2 separate regions of the Homo sapiens genome follow, and region 2 is linked to region 1. Evidence: chromatin loops called from intact Hi-C (ENCODE). Cell type or tissue: OCI-LY7. All regions are shown on one strand. Links, peaks and the distances in the headings refer to the core of each region. The heading gives the core; the rest is flanking DNA. Region 1 overlaps ABCB4 (ATP binding cassette subfamily B member 4). Region 2 overlaps ELAPOR2 (endosome-lysosome associated apoptosis and autophagy regulator family member 2).

Region 1 (9,408 bases), core at 495-8,494:
ATTAAGCATAGTTGTTGTTTCAAAAATACCTAAAATGTCAGGATCTGAATTTAAGTTTGAATTATCTGAATGTGATTTACTACTATTATGTTGTTTCCTGTAACTAATTGTACTCTGTTAGGTTAAAATTCATGTTTCAGATTCACAAAAGTTGAGTCCCTGAAGTTTACATAGATATACACCAGAAGTCCTTTCCCAAGCTAGATCCTGCCAGCCGCCCCTGTATATAATTTATTTTGTACAGTTTCTAATTTGACTTCATGCTATACTTTATTGGCTTCTGAATCCTCCAAAAGAACTATAATTGAGTTACTCTCAAATATGAGGGTGTTTTTGGCAAAAGGAAAAATTCAAAGTATTACTAATTTGGATGGTTTAACTTATGTGCTGTGAACATGGTGTTACAAAACTTGAGCATTCTGTGAAGCTATTGAATCTTTAAATTATAACCAAGTTCATAATTAGCTTCACCTTTCTATTCTTCCTTAACCCTCCTTGAAGTTAAAAACAGGTCATCATTAATGGTGCATACATGTTTTATGTCAAACAACAAATGGACACAAAGGTGTAGCTGCATGTTATTTAGTATCATATGAAGTGTGCATAACTGAGGAGATGGCATAAATTGAGACTTTCAAAGATATCTGTTCAAATTTGCAAGTGTTCAAAACTACTGTTCCAGTCTGCAAAATTGTAATCTAAGTTGTGTTCAACTTTGTGTTAAAACATACTCATTTATAAAATCAGGCTGCAGTGGAAATGAGTGGCAAATGGTGCCATTAGGAGTTTCTTGAATTGCTCAACTATAAACCACTGAAATAGTCTGTGTTTCTTTATCTTCAGAGTAGGTTGGATCTGGTCCTCATTCAGAGAACAAATGAAATACTTTCCTCTGGAACATACCCAATAGCAAGTCTCACTTTTGGTTCAGTCTACACACTGCAAAGAAAGGTTTGAGCAATTCCTTAAAGGAATGTTTGTCTTAAGTCACCCAGATAGGTTATTTATGTTGCCTGCACTGATAACCAAAGACTGTGCAATTCTCTATATCTTTTACGTCTTGGAGACCTATTCTTGTTGTTTGCATAAGATGTAAAAAATATAATTCTGTGTCCTAGTCACATCAAAAAGCTACTTATTTTCAGTGACAGAATTGTTGAAAAAAGGCCACCCTTATAGTCATATCATTGTTTGGAGCAGCAGAGCTTTTATTATCTTTTTGGGACAATAATTCAGCCTTAGGAAAGCACTAGGTTCTTAGCAGGAATCATATGGTTCATTACCTGTAAGGTCCATACAATTTTTCAACATACATTGATTCAAATTTTCTTTCCTGGGTCAAAGACACAACTGTCCTAATATTTTCTATTGCCTCTGTTGCAATCTGTAACACAGAATAGACCTTCATTAGAAGTGGTGTTTTCACTTCTGAAATAATGAAAAATAAGCCCTAGGGCTCTGTCAAAAGTATCCTGAAGGTTACGTTGATAGGCTTTAATTTCCTTTAAATTAAAAACCAAAGGCATAATCTGTTCAAGACTAGCTTTATGACAAAACTGGTACTTCTGGCTGTGCTAAGTATGGTAGGCAAGTCTTTGTATGCTCAGGAAGGCTGATCAGCTAAGGGCAAGAACTGTGGCCTGGGAACCAAGGGCCTGGTTCTATTCCCAGCCTGCCACCAGGCAGTTACATGACTGGCCTTAGTCACAACCCCTTTGTGGCCTGGCTTTCTTCACAAGGCAGAGTCCTAAAAGAAAGGATTAGGCTGTGATTTCTAAGGGCCTATTGGAGCTGCCAATTATTTCCTCCCTGAGTATAACTTCTTATAAAAGCTGTCCACCCACAATGGGAAGGAGATCCCAATTGTCAACAACATGAGCATGCTTTAAATCCGTGATTAAATCAGAGTCAGACATCTGACTAATCTGGGTCAATCAGATTTGGTTTCCTGGCCCTGGACACAAGTTTGAACCGTGAGGCCCTGGGGCTTCAGAGGCTGATGTCACATTGGGTATGTGTAAGAAGCTGGTCTGAATATACAGCATCCGAGGAATGGAATAGATGTATAGGAAGACTCAGATATTAGAGCCTGTGGCTGTAAGAGCCAGTTACACACAAACTGCCTGTATTTCTTGCACTTTGGAGTGTCCTTATATCAAATCGCTTTTACCCAAACCAGCCAGAGCAGTTCTCTGATTCTTACAGCCAAACCACCCTTGACAAATGTTGATTGTCTGTGACTTAGCTATTTAGTCTAAATCTTAGTTCTGTAGTTGAGTCATCTAAACCAACAGCACATGGAGCATAAGATCTTAATTTTAGGTTTTTAACAGCTTTAAGACTTTTTTTTTTACCTCAGTTCTTAGCTTCTGCAATGAGCTGAAAGGAAGATATGTGATGCTTGAGACTGAATAACCATAGATTTTTCATTTGTAATAAAGATATAACAGATAGCAATTACAAGAATAGAGAAAAATTACTGAGCTTTTACTATGTCCAAGTATTACCTCATTCACCAATATGATCTCATTTAGCCTCACAACCTTGAAAGGGAAATAGTATTCCTATTTACACAGATGAGAGAACCGAGGCACAGAGAAGTTAACTGAATTGCCTTAAGTTCTAAAGTTAATAAGTAGCAAAGCAAGAATTCCAACTGAGACTATCTGATGTGGAGTCCATGTTCCTAAGCCATAATGCTATTCTGCTACCCCTGCTGTGTAATTTACACAAGGAGAAACCAGTAATGACTTGACACTCCTCTTGACATTCTAGTCATGGATCAACTCCCTTACGGGTTAGCTGTGGCACAGAGGGCCCTTAATCTCAGTGACCAGACAAGCCCTGGGTCAAGATGGTTATGAGGCAGTCTTCCCTCCCCACTCCCTGCCCAGTAACCAACACCCTCACTACCAAGCCCTTTTTGGAAAATTGGGATGGGAATACCTCAAACCCTGTTGTACTTTAATGATGATGAAACTGTACCCAGGTAAATGAGAGTGTTTCTTTTTAAATAGTGATTTGGGGTTTTTCTAGAACCTTCTTTCCGACTCTTAAGCAAGTGCTGACTGAGTAAACAATATTAAACTATGATTGAACTGCTGATATTAACATTTAAAACATTTTTAATCTTTCATATTTAAAATCTTTCATATTTCATATTTAATCTTTCATATTTCATAACCCTATTAGGTTAAAGTAGCTACTAAAAAAATTTAAACTGGCCAGTCTGAGTTATTCAATCTCTGATGCTTAGAATAACAGGGTTTTAGCTGGAAGGAACTTGGGGCAGTATCTGGTACAATTTCTCATTTTACTAAGGTAGGACATGAGGACTAGAGAAGTTGGGGATCTTCTCCAGCCTCACACACTGTGAATAGCAAGACCAAAGCTAATAACCCAAGATTTTGTTTTGTTTCAATACTGCTCAATTCTACCTGCTCTACTCTGACAAAATTCTAACAATTAATGGAGCTAAGACTATTAACTAGATTCAAGATGTTTTCTATCATGTAACTTGTCTAAGAAAAGTTTATTTTCATTCCATCCAACTGACCATTCTCCCATATGAAATGTGGAAAGAAGCAGGATTGAGGGGCAGGGGAGGAAACAGAGCTACACAGTGTTTCTTCAGCAGTTAGTTGAGACACTCAGAAGTCAAGGAAATGATGCCCTAAAGTACCCACAGCCAGCAGCCAAGAGAATCTTCAAGAACTCTAGACACCCAGGGGTTCCCAAGTCCTGGGAACCACATATTGTCCTAGCAAGCTCCAAGTCTTGGAGAGGATGCAGCGTGAAAATGAGGAGAGTGAATTCTGATGGAAACCTGGAGATACTATTATACCTAACGCTGCATGCAGCGGCAGCTGATGCTGATTACAAGAGGACAAGAAAGGATTTCACCAGACATAATTGGTTTAGTGGAAACATGGTTAGTCCGAATGTTAATCTTCCCTCTTAATATGGTGCCTCTGAAGCTAGTCACTCACCCAGTCTCTGACGCCTTCTTCCCTATAGAGATACTGTCTGTTCCACTTCTCATAACTAGTTAAGGTCAGTTGCAGTAATGCTTGTAAAAGGGCTTTGTAAAGTGCAATGCTATAAAACCTATATCACAATTTATATTTATTATCTGCTTCACTTCCTCATGTTTCAATAAAGGATAATAATTACATAAATAAGACTAAGAATGTTCATGGTTATAATCTACATGTGAACATTTCAGTGCATGTACTTGTAAATAAAATGTTTATGTGTAGATTTAGACACTTAAACACATATAAAGAGACCATATAGTAGAGGTAAGAGCTTTGAAACTAGACCTGAACTTAAATCCCAGCCAAATCTCTAACTTCTGTTTGAATCTCAGGTTCTGTATTTCTGAAATTGGGATAACAATAGTGCCTGCCTTATAGGATTATTGTGAAGATGTAATAAATTGGTGCATATAAATATGTAGCACAATAACTGGCACGTAGTAAGGCTCAAGTAAATGTTAAGCCCAATTGCCATTATAGTGAGAACCACAAAATTGAGGCATTACTGCCATCTGGTGGCTGCCATCTTAATTATAGAAATCACAGCCAAAAAGAAGAGGATCTCTTAAATGCCAGCACATGTCCGACCCTGAACAATTCACTTACAGTCTTCTGCATGAAGGTTTGTGAAACAGGGATGACATTTGTCCAAACAGTAGCATTTGGACATGAAGTAAAATGAAATGCACTTTGAATATTCAGAAGTTCTTTATCATAACTATGTTAAGTGCTTTCTATAGGCTCAACGTTTTATGTTAATCACCTTATATTTAAGTTCTAGACATTAATACAGTAAAATATTTCATACACAATTGACAATTATTAGTTGTAGTGGGCACAAACATTTAATTATTAAAGCCTGCATATCATGATAAATAATTCAAATAAAACACATGTCTAAAAACAACACTTAACACCAATTGAAATCTTATTTGACCTACCTTTCCAGCAGCTTCCAGTTCTTTTTTATCTCTTTTGGCATTTCCAGCCAACAATTTCATTTCAACAATTCCTGACACAGCAATAATTGGAACAACTGCTAATAGCAATAGGGTTAACTGCCAACCGTAGATAAATGATATGATAATACCAGTTCCAAGGTTAGCTATATTCTGTGCAATTAAAGCCAACCTGGTTCCTGTGGCCTGGGAGAGAAAAAGCACAAAGCAACTGTAGTTTTAAGCTCCAAATGCATGCGCTCCAGCCTTAGCCTCTTGGTCAGAATGATGAGTGGGTTCTATGCCTGAGCTACATTGGCTTACTTTCATTACAATAAACCCACAACACCTGTGCTTAACTCATGAGGCTCTGCAGACATTTCTTCATTGTGCCTTTACACTCTCATTCCTCTCCTGCCCACCTGAACCAACATTCTAGAACCAAGTAATCAACTTCTCTGCTTTGTGGATGGGCACTGGGGGTGCATGTATTTTTTCATAGATGCAATGTTCAAAGAGGAAACTAACTCCAATGTACCTGGGTAATTTTAAAGACCATTTAATTCAAAAGTGTAAAAGGGAAAGAGACCATCTGTTGTTACAAAGGGTACGTGTCCTAAGAGACATCCACCACAAAGCACATATAAGGATGAATTAGTGTTGTACCACTCAGAAAACAAAGGTGGCTGTAGCAACATTGCAGTCAGCTCTCTGCATCCATTCCTCCTTCTCCTGTTGTGTGGAAGCAGTGAGCTGCAAAGTAACCCACCTCAGCTAAAGGGGTGGGGGACGTAGGCCACTCAGAACACCACCATCCCCTGGAGACAGTGGTTCAGGGTGGGGCATGTGACCCAAATTAGCCCAAATTAGATTTCAGCAAAGGGTTTTTGTTTGGTGGTTGAGGTAGAGGTGTGTGCTCTCTTTCACTGGATGGGAAATAAGGAAGCCTGTAGTTCTAATTACTATTAGCAGCCATCCTGTGACTGCAGGGAATCAGCCTTGGGATAAAGCCAAAGCCAATGAGGGAACCTGGATTCTGGATTAAATCTGGAGGGGGCAGTGGGTCAATCAACCTTGAAGTTTAATCTTCTGCTTATTGTTTACAGCAGTTTTGATTTGAGCTTTCTGCTATTTCTAGCTGGAAGCATCTTAACAAGTGTGGGTATGCTACATGCTTATCTAAAACCATGTTATGTAAAAAACTACAAGTAGAGTGCAGTCTACCTACTCCTTGGACTTGGGCAGCATCTGTGGCAAGTCTTGTAGAAAGTGCACCAGTACTGTTTTTATGGTCATCAAACCAGCTCATGTCCTATGGCATAAAATACACGTTTATGTTAGTTCAAAATTAAAACAAGCAAAGAAAACCAGACAAAGCCTCCCAAAGCTCCAATGCTGAGGAAATTTAGGGGAGACCTCATATGCAGTGTAGAGTCCCTGGCCTTGCTCTGAGCACACACCCCCAGAATCTAGCAGAACCCAGCTTCCTGACTGCTCTGTGGTAGCAGGGAGGGCATCTCTGGTCTAGGGGGGCAGGGCTCACCCAGATGGCTGCCATGCTCCTTGCCAGCTCCTCCCAAGGCTGGGAGGCTGGTAGGCATTCCATTCACCCAATCATCAGGTCTTTCACTATGGACACTTCTGCCCTGATATGGTGTTGTCTCTCATAAAGGGTGGTGGAGCTGTCTTGGACATGTTGTTCTGATAGATTCTAGGCAGGAGAAAATAAGCACTGGTTTCTCACCAAGCTTTTGTTTGATTTTTTGTTAAACACTGATTGAAAGTGTGTCTGATCTCCAGTTAGCCACAGGGATAAAAAAAGAAGCATGTCTGAGACTTAATTTTAATTGTAAGCTACTCATCCATGGCATCTTTTACCTTCACATAAAATAATTTTTCCTGCATAGCAAGAGTTTAGGAGATACTGAAATAGGATTTGTAGACAGATTTAATCAGAATATACTACCTACTATGTGCCCATTTGTGAACAGAAATGTAATCAGTTCCTGTCAATTGAATGGATAATATTCTGGCCCTCTCTTAGGCATTTTCTATAAAAATAGATAATTCATGTTTGCATATTTTCCTATGTCAGGCACTAGAATGTGAACTTACGAGGAGAGCAAATAATGGATTATACAGTACCAGCCACCAGCACAGTGTCTGGTACATGATAAGTAATGTTTGAATAAACAAACAAGTGAATTAATGTGAAAATAGACCTCAAATAAGAAATAAACAAAACTCAATTATTAACATTTGAGGATACCTACAGTTAGTATGGTAGATTGTGGTACATGAGATTAAATGCTATCAACTAGGTTTTTCTTGGTTTAAAGACATCCTGGAGTCTCAATGGACTCACCAGGGCCTGCACAGGATCCAGAAAAGAGATACAGGTCTTCGAAATGATAGTGTCTACATGGAGAGAGATATTTACAGAATAAGCCAAAGCTACCCAAATAAAGCCTATTTCTATGAAAAAAAACAAAAACAAAAAAAAAACAAAAAAAACATGAGAAGTCTTTAGCTCTTGAAGGACCAGGACAATTTGCAGGACTCTGCCCCATCCTTGCGTGAATACCCTGGGGGGAAAACATGCATATCGACATAACAATAAGAACAGTAAGAAGCTTAATATGGAAGAAATGTGAAAGATCAGAAGGCATTCTCCAGCGCACACTCCTACCTGTCTTAGCATTGCTTTAAAAGCCATTGACCGCAGTCTTCTGGTGAGGATCTCGCCAGCTTTCCCAAACGTGAAACCCTGGTTGAGAAAAAAGGCTATGGTCTCTTTTGATCTTTATGTATGTAATTGCACCAGACCAATCATGTTCAACTTTTATGTAGCAAAGTTATGAGTTGTTTTACAGTTGCCACGGATCCTCAAGTCATGTTAATAACCTGAGCAGCCCCAGATGAATCAAGCATGCAACCATAGCAGGAACCTAAGTGCTCCGAAACAAGAATCAGGGACTGAATTAAGAAGCAGACACCACATGGCAGGATGCAGGATTCAATCAGATTGAGCTCTGACACCACCCCATGGCAGGATCCAGTCAGATGGTGCTTCCCGGCATCACTTCATTGCAAGATCCAATCAGATCACACTTCATTACCATACGCTTATAAAACCTGACCCAGCCTCCAGCTTGGGGAGATACTGCTTTGGGAACTAAGCTCTGTGAGCTTCTCACTTGTGACAAGTTATAAAATTCCTTTGCTAAATCCTCCTTGATGTGGTCATTGGGTTGAAACCCACCAAGTGACCAAACCTGCCCGTTGTGTGGGTAACAGTTGCTAGTATTCTGACACAGGTGCCTATATTCACATTGATTTTACATTATTTGTATGTTAACTATTTAAATAACAAAAGTCCAGGACCAAATACGAATTCAAAGCCCCCACGTCAAATTCATGTACTGCAAAATCATCAGTATGCATTACAATCAAAGGCCAAAAATCTTAAAGGTGTCCAGTTCTGGCTTCTAAACCATTCTAAATAGGTTTATTTTTCAAAACTTTGAAGGACAACATCTCAGTGACAAAGATACTGTGTTTAACTACAAAATTCAGTGTGTTCCTACTACTTCCAATAAACCAGTTAAATACAGAAGTAACAAAGTCCTACACACGAATTCATTTTGGCTCATGCAGTGTAAAGGAAGGATGACCTTAGAAACAAGATCCAAATGAGTATGCTGGTTCCTGGTCACAGCTCCACCTGCACTCAGATTGGGGAACAATCAGGGTACTCTTCCTTCCCCAGCCTCTTTGGGACAATTTCCTACTTTCTAATTACCACATCCAAACTGGAGAGGAGTCCAGATATCCAGAAGTGGGCTTACTTCTGGGACGTGTGAGTCTCCAGCCACAGTGTGAGTGTTGGGGTAGCCGTGCCGAGGGCACACGGGGGAGTGCACATCAGAACTGTTTACTAAGCCAGGGGGATAGATGATCAGTGCACCCAGTGAATCGGCCCCAGGTGTTCCTTGTCCAGGACCAGACTGCCCTCCCCCTCCATTTGCTGGCGGATTGCTACAGGTTCTATGCATCAGCCCACTGTTCCTGCGGCCCCTGAAACACATTTTCTAGCTGCACTCCCTAGCATGCCAGGGACTGGGGCTGGATCAAATCATTGAGTTGTGTCTAGTAGGGCAATGATTTCTAAATAAAAAACTTGGTTTACTTTGCCATTGGTTCAACAATAATAAAAGAGAAGCATGCTGGCATGACTAGGAAACACTATTTTGCTGACTTGATGGATTGTATTATATTCGAAAGGCCTATGTGGTGCCCACTGGGTTAAAGAGACAAAAGAAATTACAGAGAAGTCTAACTGGGTAGAAAAGTACAATTAGAGAGTTTGACTAGTTTATTTTGGCCAGGTCTACAACGTTAGAATGCAAAATATTATGTTCTTTCAAATAGTT
Region 2 (10,840 bases), core at 1,620-9,619, 500 kb before region 1:
AGTTAGGCTACTTTGCTAATACAGCTTTTTACTCATATTCAATATAGACATATTTGACAAAGCAAAAAATTTTGTGCCCTAATAATTTCCAGAAAATAACTCTGAAATTTGCTTAATCTAGTAAGCAGAAAACTAAGGCTTTTTTTCCCTGCCTCTTGTAAGCAAAATAACAGAGCCAAAACACAATAAGAGCAAACTTTGCTTCAGAGTTCCCAATCTGAGCAACCCCCACCCCAGTAACTGACCTTGGTGCTGAAAGTCAATGCTAAATTCCTCTGGAGTCTATACTATAAGCAATGTTCTCAAATCTGGCCACACATCCGAATCACCTATGAAGCTTGTTAAAACCACAGATTCCTAAGCCCCACTGTAGAGATCATAATAAATTTGATCCCTAAGAATCACCCATTAGAGAGCTAGATTCTTCTTGAAACTTATCTATGACCTCCAGGACTACAGAGACAAAAAGGGAACATGAGGAATCAAACTCAGCACCCTCACCTTTGCTGTTTGTCACCTGCTTCCTTTTGGTATGAGAAAAGGTGATGGAAACTGGTGGCATATAAATAATTTAGGTGTAGTTGTGTTTGTTTACTATTCCTATTTTGTTTTTAGTTTTGATTTTTAAAATTGGTTTGCCTCTTAAAGTTCTAGAAAGTCTGATGACAGGCATAGACCCTCAGAAAATGTCATACTTATATATGAATTAATACATAAATGCAGAAGCTTCTCAGAGACTAATCAATAGTCCCCACTAGTAGGAGCTTTTTAACCATCTTACAAAGTGACAATTTAAAATTACCTGTGGGGGCCTTAATCATCTATAGCAAACACCAATACAATGACAAGTTATTCATAGCATAATTTAAGAATAAATGTATGCATGCATATATGAACCAAAGGAAGCTTACCTATGAATGTATCTGCCAGAATGATGGATTGTGATGATAAGGCTGCTCGGAAACCCTTACTTTCAGAAGGAATAATTGTTGACTGGCATACAAATGCCCCTACCAAATTTGTGTAATCATCTGACCCTGCCACTATTTCTTTTACTGTAAAGTCTGTTATATTGTTGGTACAGAGAGCCATCTTCTTCCCCTAGGAAAATAAAGTCATAAAAGAAAGGTTTTATTGGATGTCAATCTCTAAACTTAATCTTGACTAGCTAGTGACCCTAGAAGAGCAGTGGCTCTCTCCTCACTGCAAGGATTCTGATTTAGTTGATCTGGTATGAGGCCTAGCCACCCATCAGTACTTTTTAAAAGCTCTCAAGGAAAGTCCAATATTCAACCAAACTTCAGAGTCTACAGTTATAACAAATACAGTAATTCAAGACTATACTGCTCTTCCCAGTACAAGCATCATTTGTGATAAATGAAAGTCATCAAACTTGAGAAAATAAAAGTAATCTATGAAATGTTCAATTCATAGAGTAACAATGCATGCAAAAAGACCAGAAAACTGCTGATGAAAGCTTCAGTGTCAAAGAAAAAGTGTTGGTCTTCCTTTTCCTTTATGACCCTATGTGTAGCAGAAAGGTAATGTGAAGGCTAAAGAAGAAAGCACAAAAGTCATACTGCAGCAAAATTCTAGAATAACACCTGAATTCTAAATAATTGGTCACTACAAGTGTCTTTATTAACCTACTCTTAGTTTCAATGATGTGTATCTGTTCAACTGTATAACAAGTTAAAGGTAATAGAGAGATTAGCTTTTTTAATAATTTTGAAAATAATTGGAAGATATAACTTATAAAAAATGGAAAAATTGTTTAAATATAATATGTTTAAATTTACTGTAGTCCTACTGCAAAAGACTATAGCTTGCTCCATAATTTCTACAAAGTAAATGTAAAAATAATACAGGAAAACTATTTCATTGGTGTTAGATATAGAGTGTACACAGATGTGTAAAAAGAAAAGTATAAAAGTTTATCTTTCTTAATGCAGCTAGCAGACCTAACCTATAAATTTTTCTCCTGCTACCAGGCCTTCTGACAATAGGCCTTCTCACCAGTATATTTTTTTTACTAGGCTTAAATTAAAATGTTGAAGCCAATAAAAAATAATGGAAAAGATCAGAGAAAAGGTACTGGGGAAAGAAAAAGGAAAATAGTGGAAGCTAAAAGGAAAGAAACAAGAATAAAAAGGAAGGAAAGAGATAGAAGCTAGAGGTGAAGAGAAGAGAAGGTGGAAAAAGAGGTAGTGCTAATGTACAATAAGATTGTGATAGAAGTATGGTAGACAATGGAATTAATCTTATTCACTGCTTCCCACAGTATCTGGCACATAACAGGTATTTAATTTATATTTATTGAGTGAACTGAGTAACCAATCTAGTGAGTGTCTTGGATCACCCCAGGTAAAATCAAAACAGGACAGCTGTCATACTATGTAAAATTTTATGGATCTTTTTGTTTGAAAACTTCTGTGGTCATCAGATCTCTTTTTGTTTCCTTTGTTCAAAGCTTTGCACAGTATCTCATAATGAAGACAATTGAAAATATAGGAGTTAATATGGGAAGTGACATGGAGGAAATGCCTTATCCTGTTCCTACTCTGTAGGTATATACCTATACATACTTCCCAACCCTAACCTCATATGTCCATTAAAATATTGGGCATCATGGTCCTGTAACCTCTCCCCATTGCCAGTATCAATTAAGATTCCTCTTCTTCTCACAGCAAATAAAATCCCATTTGTATGATTTAAGCCTACCTTATCAACTGATATTTGGCCCTGCATGTCTCCTTTTTATTTTGGACAAGCTTCCTCTTGAAAGTCTTTTTCTTCTTAAAACACAAAATTGACAACATAAACAACAGTAAAACTTTCTCAAATAACTTCCTGCCTAAAGAGGTAAGATTGACAACCCTGACCCATTTTTATGAAAACAAAACATCCTCAAAGCACTTACACCATAGCTCCAAGCTTCAGGTTTCAACTGACTGCATAAGTGATTTGATACACTGAGAACCAGACAAGGTTGCCCCTGGTGGAGAAATCTGCCAATATTCTAGGCAGCAATAGAGGATCTAAGCAATCAAACCTCAGTTTCTGACACTTGGTTGATATCCATAGAGAATTTATTGGTCCATTAACACAGAAAATATCAACTTGATCGGAGCTGAAATATAGGTCCATCTCACCTTGACAGCCAGAACTCACCTCATGCCCACATAAACTGATATTGAAGAAATGGAAGTATTTTGTTCCTTTGGAGGTGAAGCTGGGGCCATTCATTAATGAGCCCACACTGCTGAGGTTGCTAAAGTCATAGTGCAAACTCTGATTTTCTTTTTCATGGTAGAAAAAGCAGTCACTATAGCAAACCGAATGGTCCTTTGATTAAAGATAAAGAAACAATATAGCAGGAAAGAAAATATTAGCTGCTACTAAAATGTGTTTGAAAAAAGTTCTAGGTATAAAAACTATTCCAGTAATTTAGTCTTAGCTATAATATACTTTACCATACTAATATAAAGAATTTCTAAACTCTAACTAGATTTTTCTAAACAAAGTTCAGAAAATTCAGAATCTTTTAAAGACAGAGTAAAGTTATCCTCAAGTTTGTTCCTTGTAGAAAGGTATTTTAAGAAATAGCCAAAATTCTGTTACGTAAATTTAAACAGACAGTAAAAGTGCTTTGTCCTTCACTCATAATATGGCATCAATCTTTGCCATTCAAAATTATAAGAAACACTAGCTGTTCCCAGATGACTGCTATAGCCAGCCTATAGATAGGTAGTTTATTTGCTGTACCTAAACAATACACAAGAAATCAGTTTTAATATTTTGGAAAAGCATTCTTATTTGGGAGCTTTTAATATTTTATGTCACCAGTAACTAGTACTTTCATAGCATACAGTAAGTGTTTAATAAACGCAAGAAGGGAGAAAACAGAAATGGTAAGTAGAAAGTCTTATTTCAGAATAAATAGCAACCTCATAGCTCCCAGAGAAACATTAAGGAGAACGCTTGAATTTCTCTATTAAAATGTGCTTTCATGGGGATACCTGAAATGCAGACCCACTTACCTGATTGTTTTTACTCCCAGGCCCGCATGGAATACAAGCCTCTTTGCCATAGACCTGATGTATGGACAGGTAGGTGTCAGGTGGACATTCCTTGCACTGGTTGGTTTCTTTCTCAATGTAGTGGCCTGGAGGGCAGGGGACACACGATGAACCCGACTGTTCAGAACCGAGGGCACAGGCACGGCATGAGGACGCCACCCCATCAACTGCATTAGTGGCTGTGATAGAATAAATCTTCACCATGTCATTGATGAACCGTCTATTCTAAAAAAAAGAGCATAAAGTAATGACTTCTGCCTTGGGGCTTAGTTGTACAACCAGATTATGTCTTCTGTTGACATCATCAAAATAACTAAATAGAGTGTTCCAGCCTAATAGTTTGTAATTGACAATAGATTAATATCACTGCTATTTGGTTCTTCTTTTAAAAAATCTTAAATCTTGATACTAGAAACTAATTTCTGCAATAATATAGTTCCAGGAGTTTTGCCACAATTACTGTGAGATCTGTCACAATTAGTATAAATTAGGATGCAATTATAGACCTCATATCTAGAAGAACTAGTATAGTTTAAGAGAGGAACAGTTTTTATCTCCCATCATCATTTATTCACATCTTAGCCTAAATCAAATGATACAATAGGAGGTTGAAAGTGCGGCAGGGTAGAAATGCCTTGGAATGGGGATGAGAAAATCTTGGAAGACTAGGACCTCTAGTCATACACAAACATTAACTGTGCTAAATCAATGCAATCACACCATTTCATTGAGTCTTCCTTTCCTTCTCCAGTCCTTTCCCTAATCAACATACAGAAAAGATGTGGACTAGAGAGCAAAAACCTGGGTCTTATTATGTTTTTCCTCCTTGTAACACTGAGTCACTTTAAGGTCTGGTTTTAATTAAGCAGTTGGCGTCACTCTATCGGTACAGAGCAGTGTTACTCCAGACTACTTAATGCTTTTTGTCTGGGACAAAGATAAATGGAAGGCAAGGAAAGATTCCACAGCATGTTCACGCCCCACAGGATGGTTATCTTAACCTTCATAAGGAATAACTGGAGTCAAGTACAATCTGGGGAATTTATTCCCCACTGAAAGCCTGAAGAGAAGAAGAGAAAATGCCATACATTGCCACCATAGCATTACGGCCACTTTTGAACAAGTGGTTTATCTTGTTCTCACCTTGGGAAGGTTACATCTATAGAGATCCACAAAATAAGTCCTGCTACTATTGAAACATATGGTACAATGGATATACTTAGGGGAGGAATAGGTCTATTCTGGCAGGGAAAATAAAAGAAAGGAAATGATTTTGTGTGTTAACTCAATGGTGGGTACATACACATTCTCCAGGCTGTAAAAGGAAATATTACTGTAACAAAAAAATAAAATGACACTAGTTAATGGCTCTTAAACATTAGATGACTCAGATGAAGATGAAGAAAGTTGCCCATCTTCACAAAGCCTCAGAAAGCTTTAAAAACAAGTTATTTTTAGAGAACTGCAAAATTAGATTTTCCTTCTCATAAGTTTCCAAAAACTGTATTTGTTCAGAGTGAAGAACAATTCAAAGACATGTTGTTATTTTATTCCATACATTCTTACTCTCAAAAAATAAAAAATTATCATTTTATACCACTGAATCTATAACCAGATTATTCATTCCATATTTTTTAAAAAGCAGTCCTTTCTTCCAAATTTGAGTTATCACTTTGTATGCATCTCCACAAGGGGGCATCATTAGTGTGTTTAAAATTTTAAAAAAAAGTGCTTGGAACTTACATCTTGACCCTGATTAGTTCTCTGGAATGCCCATGTAAATGTAAAAGTTGCATTCTTGAAGATGATATGGGTGTAAGCTTGTTTTTCTTTGGTTCCACCCCACGATTCTACCACATTTGTACTTTTTCTATTAATATCCTGAAATATAGTGGAAAAACTATATTCAAATAAAGCACAAACTCAACATTAATATACCTGTGTATATATTACAAATGTATTCATATTTAAAGTAAACCCATTACAGTTTATGACTATTTACAAACAGAGCATGTAATCCCAGAACTCTTAAAACTTGCCTTCAAGTCTGCACAGGCACCTCACTCAGTAATCACAATATATCAACCACATTGTTCATATAACTTGAAAGAGGTCTCAAATCATAATATGTTTAAGGGTTGGGGTTTTTTTTGTTTTTATTTTCTATTTTTGTTTCATGTGTGTGATCTGGCTTGGGATATATACTTAGAAGAGGAAACATAACTCCTCAAACTTCTTACAATAAACTTCTAAAGTTATCATTGAATGGAAAGCCTTCAAATTTTTTATCTTTTTCCTTCAGAGATTCTGATAGGGAGCTCTTACATAGGAATTCCAAGTTCCCCTGAATTATACTTGCAAGTTCCAGGGTGACTTTATCCAAGTGCATGTTAAGCAGAATGTTATTTAATGTTCATGAAATCCTCTCTTGCTTATACTTGACTTCCAAAAGGTTTAATTTATATTTTATTTATTATTTATTTAACTAAATTCAAGATAATATTAAAATCACACAAATTTGTGATATTCCAACTGATATGCTGTCATTAACATGACTGGAAAGCAAATATTAATAAGTTGACCAGATAATGTAACATACATCTAATTTATATAAAAAGAAAACCAAGCCTAAACTCTGAATTTTCTAATTTTCCTGGCAGAAATCCTGATAGATCACTTAGGAATTTGGATGGGCTTCCATTAGTTATCTGGGATGCCGGCAATAAGGTTTCATGAGCTCAAGACAAGTCTCTTTGTTTTTCATCCTTTGATAATACAGGAATCAAACATGTGATAAAGTAACCAAATATGCTCTAAAGAGACACATCCTGAGTTCACACCACAGATAGGAATAACAGAAAATGCTCATCATACATTATAGAAATCCTCATGTAACCAAACAATGAAATCATCATTCCCAAAAAGCAGTTCATAATATATTGATGGTGCTTCATTAAACATCATTATGGGTTATAATAATTGAAATTTAATGCATTAGTGCACATAATATCACCTTACATTTGTGAAGCACTACATGATATTCAAAGCATTTTATATATTATTTGGTTTGAGATCTCCAAAAGTCCTGTGAGAAGATCATCACACAAAGAGGAAAGAAAATGGCAGACTTTGCCAAAAGCTGAAAGCTCTAGGATTGATTCCTCAATACAAATATCATAAGATCCCTACTCTCAGGGATGCCTGGTCAAGTGGGAGAGACAAAAACATAAATAAGTTCACATAATTAAAGCAGGGATTTTTCAAAGGGTTTTAGAAGCACACTGGAGAGAGTGGCTAACTTGACTGAAAGGAGTAAGAGAGAGCTTCTGAGAAAAGGTGAAGTTTGAGCTGCTACTGAAGTATGATTGGAGTTCATCAGACAAAACAGCAAAAGGAAAAATGTCATTCTAGCTTAGAGTGTCAACACATAGGGAATGAAAAAGTACAGAGTGTTCCACTAATACCAACAAATTCAGGTGACTAAAGAAAGGTGAGTCATAAAAGCAGGTTTGGAAACAGAGGCTGGGGAAAGAAAGAGCCATAAAGACGCCATGTTACAGAATTTGAAGTGTATTCAGAGGCTGTTGGTTCTTAAACTCTAAAGTATTTCAGAACCACCCACAATGCTTGCTAAAATACAGATTGCTGTGACCACAGAGTTTCTTATTCAGTAAGACTAAGCTGAGACCCAGAAATGTGCATTTCTAACAATTTCCAAGGGGACCCAGGTGGTGCTGGTCCAGGGTCCACACTTTAAGAATCACTGCTATAGGCCATAAAAAGCACCAAGGGAAGGGATAGCTTTGTTGTTCAAGCCTCTACTGTTGAATTTTGGGGTGTCTTCTTTGTTTTGTTTTTGAGACAGGGCCTGTTGCCCAGACTGCAGTGTAGTGGCATGATCATGTAGCTAGGATTAAAGCTCCCAAGTAGCTCAAAGTAGCTAGGATTAAAGGCATGCGCCATTGTGGCCAGCTAATTTTTTTTTTTTTTTTTTTTTTTTTTTTTGGGTAGAGATGGGGTTTTGCCATGTTGCCCAGGCTGCTCTCAAACACCTGGGCTCAAACAATCCACCCACCTCAGCTTCCCAAAGTGCTGGGATTACAGAACTGAGCCATCACGCCAGCCTCTACTGTTCCTTTTATGTTTAAGGATAATTTTAGTTGGGCGCGGTGACTCACACCTGTAATCCCAGCACTTTGGGAGGCCAAAATGGGCAGATGACCTGAGGTCAGGAGTTCAAGAACAGCCTGGCCAACATGGTGAAACTTCATCTCTACTAAAAATACAAAAATTAGCTAGACGTATGGGGCATGCCTGTAAATCCAGCTACTCAGAAGACAGGCAGGAGAATCACTTGAACTCAGGAGGCAGAGGTTGCAGTGAGCCGAGATCGCACCACTGCACTCCAGCCTGGGCAACAGAGTGAGACTTTGTCTCCAAAAAGAAAAAATAATAATTTTGACAGCAGTATAGATGAAAGAGTAGAGATGAGAAGAACGTATAGGAGACTACTGAATAATCCTGTTAAGAGATAATATTAGTCTGCATTTCAGCAATGGCACTGAGTATGAGAAGAACAGACTAAAGAAATAAGGAGGCAGACTTGGGAGAATTGAAGACTTACGGGTTATTTGTGATATAGATGGCTGTGTTGAAGATTATTCATGATCTTTTACTGCCACAAAGTGGATACTTTTTTTCAGAAACAAAGTCTGCCTTCATTTAAGCTATCAGTAATCACAAATAAATGTTTAAGTCTCCTCACATTTTACATATCACGGAGAAAACTGTTAATAAACTGTTAACTGGCTACTAAAAGGTCATTGGGAAAAAAAAACACAAAAACAAAGCAGGTCTGTGAAGTAACTATTTAATTGTAATGTTAAACTCTTAGCCAACAAACTTCTAAATCTCACATAAGGTCTTAGCAAATTTCATGGTGATACTTTCCTCAAGCTAAGAGTAGAGATTTGTATGACATCTAGAAAAGAAATGGGCAAAATTATGACATGAGCATAGTACTCTTTTTCTAAATGCTCTCTTCTCAATGTTCTACATCTCCATTATTTTCTGCTCTTACTTATTAGTACAATGTTTTTTCTTTCCGGATAGTTCAAATAGCTGAATGGTTATCAGGTGAGAATTTTCATTCTGCTGGTGACGTTTTTATGAAGGAATTTTTTTTTTTACCAGATTAATATTCCCTGGCCTCTATCAGTCACCCAAGCTCCCTCACTTAGTCTTTCCCATGAGGAATAAACACTTTATTTGTGGACTTCATTGCACAATTCTTAATTATTTCTTCAGACATTTGTTAATGTTTGTGAAAGGTGCTAAGAATAGCAAAAAAAAAAAAAAAAAAAAAAAAGGAATTCTTATCCCAACTTGCCACAAATAAATTTACACTTGAAGGAGAATGCTAAGCTTAGAAATCTGCCTTTGAAAGCCGCCCGTCCACTTACCACCATGAAGTACAAAACACAGTCAGCTGAACAGAGGGTCTCAAAGACAAATGTTATTCTTCCTAGTTCAGAACCCGTGGCTCCAGTCATAGATGTTGGTGGTCTATTTGACAGATTAAAATGGCAATATTTATACTATGTTCTAAATACAATTTAGAATAAAATTAAGCCACTATTTTTATTAAACTAAAAGCCATGCTCTTCTCTTCCTCTAATCTACCACTTCCCTCACCCACAACTCCTTCCTCACTTAATCATACCTGTCCACACCCTTTGTAGACATTGAGTCCACATAACGATGGTAATATGCTTGAACCTCTTGCTGTAAATGATACCATCCATCCTAAAGGAAAAGATTCCTACTGGGTAATTTCAACACGGGGAACTAAAATGAAATGGGATTAAGAAATTTCTAACATACTATTTTACCAAGAGAACTGAGAAAAAATAGATAAATAAACCAAAAGATACTCCTGCAAACAACTTGGACTGACCTCTTCATTAAGCATCCAAGAATCAAAGTTATGGTAGCATTTGGACACACTATTGTTTAAATTTTTCAGCTTTATCTAAGTAATATATAACTAACATTTATAGTTTCTCAATCACTACTTCTACAGATATTCTTCAATATAATACATTACCCTGTGACAGCTTGTTATTTACTAAGTATTTTTGTAATATTAATATGTTCCATAAAGTAGCCCTACTTCTTTATTTCTGTGGGGAAACAGGTGTAAGGATTCTTACAGAAAAGAATTAGAATTGTTTTCCTTACTTAAATCCTGGGATATGCAAGTTTAAGATCAGGTAATCATTGTCAGAACCTCCAGCCCCACTCTGGATATGATCTCCAGCCACCTCCCAACCTAGAAGTAATAAAAGTCATTTTTATTAATAAAAATTCCATTAATGATCTCCAACAATCTGTTTAAATAAGGTAAAAATAAAAAGAAGCATTAGTGTTTCTGTTCAAAGTTAGAAATGCTACAAATGAATTCCCTATTTTTAATCACAGTCGCAAATTTCATCCCGAGGTAGATGTTCCAAGAGGAACCAAGCAATGCATTATTTTGAATAAAAGATACTTAATGGGATAACAACAGTTTTCTCAATGAAGCATGATTTGTATTTTAACTAAAACAGATGGTCTCTATCTACTCTAATATATTGAGATGAACAATCCTAGTCTTCAGGCAACCAATGTGCAATAGAAACTTCAAATTACTTAACAGAAAAGATTTGGGACCTGAGGTTCATTCTTACAGTTTGCTGTACTGTTGTTCCCTAATTTAACCC

The links. A loop is a pair of places that touch in the nucleus more often than their neighbours do. Peaks named below come from ENCODE experiments on the same cell type or tissue, not always from the same donor. Only the 100,000 strongest peaks of a DNase experiment are listed, where the experiment ranks them.
Region 2: it touches region 1 in a loop (5-fold over the local background); 16 of 110 quality-filtered maps call a loop at or near these places.

The regions. Positions count from the first base shown.
Region 1 is chr7:87,412,334-87,421,741 of GRCh38, forward strand. It overlaps ABCB4 (ATP binding cassette subfamily B member 4), which reads right to left. Exons shown (of 28, transcript NM_000443.4): 19 at 7,665-7,742; 20 at 6,204-6,287; 21 at 4,979-5,182; 22 at 1,284-1,384. Among named protein-coding and RNA genes, the nearest start is that of ABCB4, 59 kb to the right of the region's middle. In OCI-LY7, for the core only: CTCF peaks have their summits at 4,533 (motif pointing left) and 4,740; a DNase peak (open chromatin) is centred at 4,558.
Region 2 is chr7:86,908,901-86,919,740 of GRCh38, forward strand. It overlaps ELAPOR2 (endosome-lysosome associated apoptosis and autophagy regulator family member 2), which reads right to left. Exons shown (of 22, transcript NM_001142749.3): 11 at 10,320-10,410; 12 at 9,542-9,644; 13 at 5,823-5,960; 14 at 4,041-4,304; 15 at 3,172-3,345; 16 at 912-1,101. Among named protein-coding and RNA genes, the nearest start is that of GRM3-AS1, 110 kb to the left of the region's middle. In OCI-LY7, for the core only: CTCF peaks have their summits at 3,001, 5,763 (motif pointing right) and 5,974; a DNase peak (open chromatin) is centred at 5,781.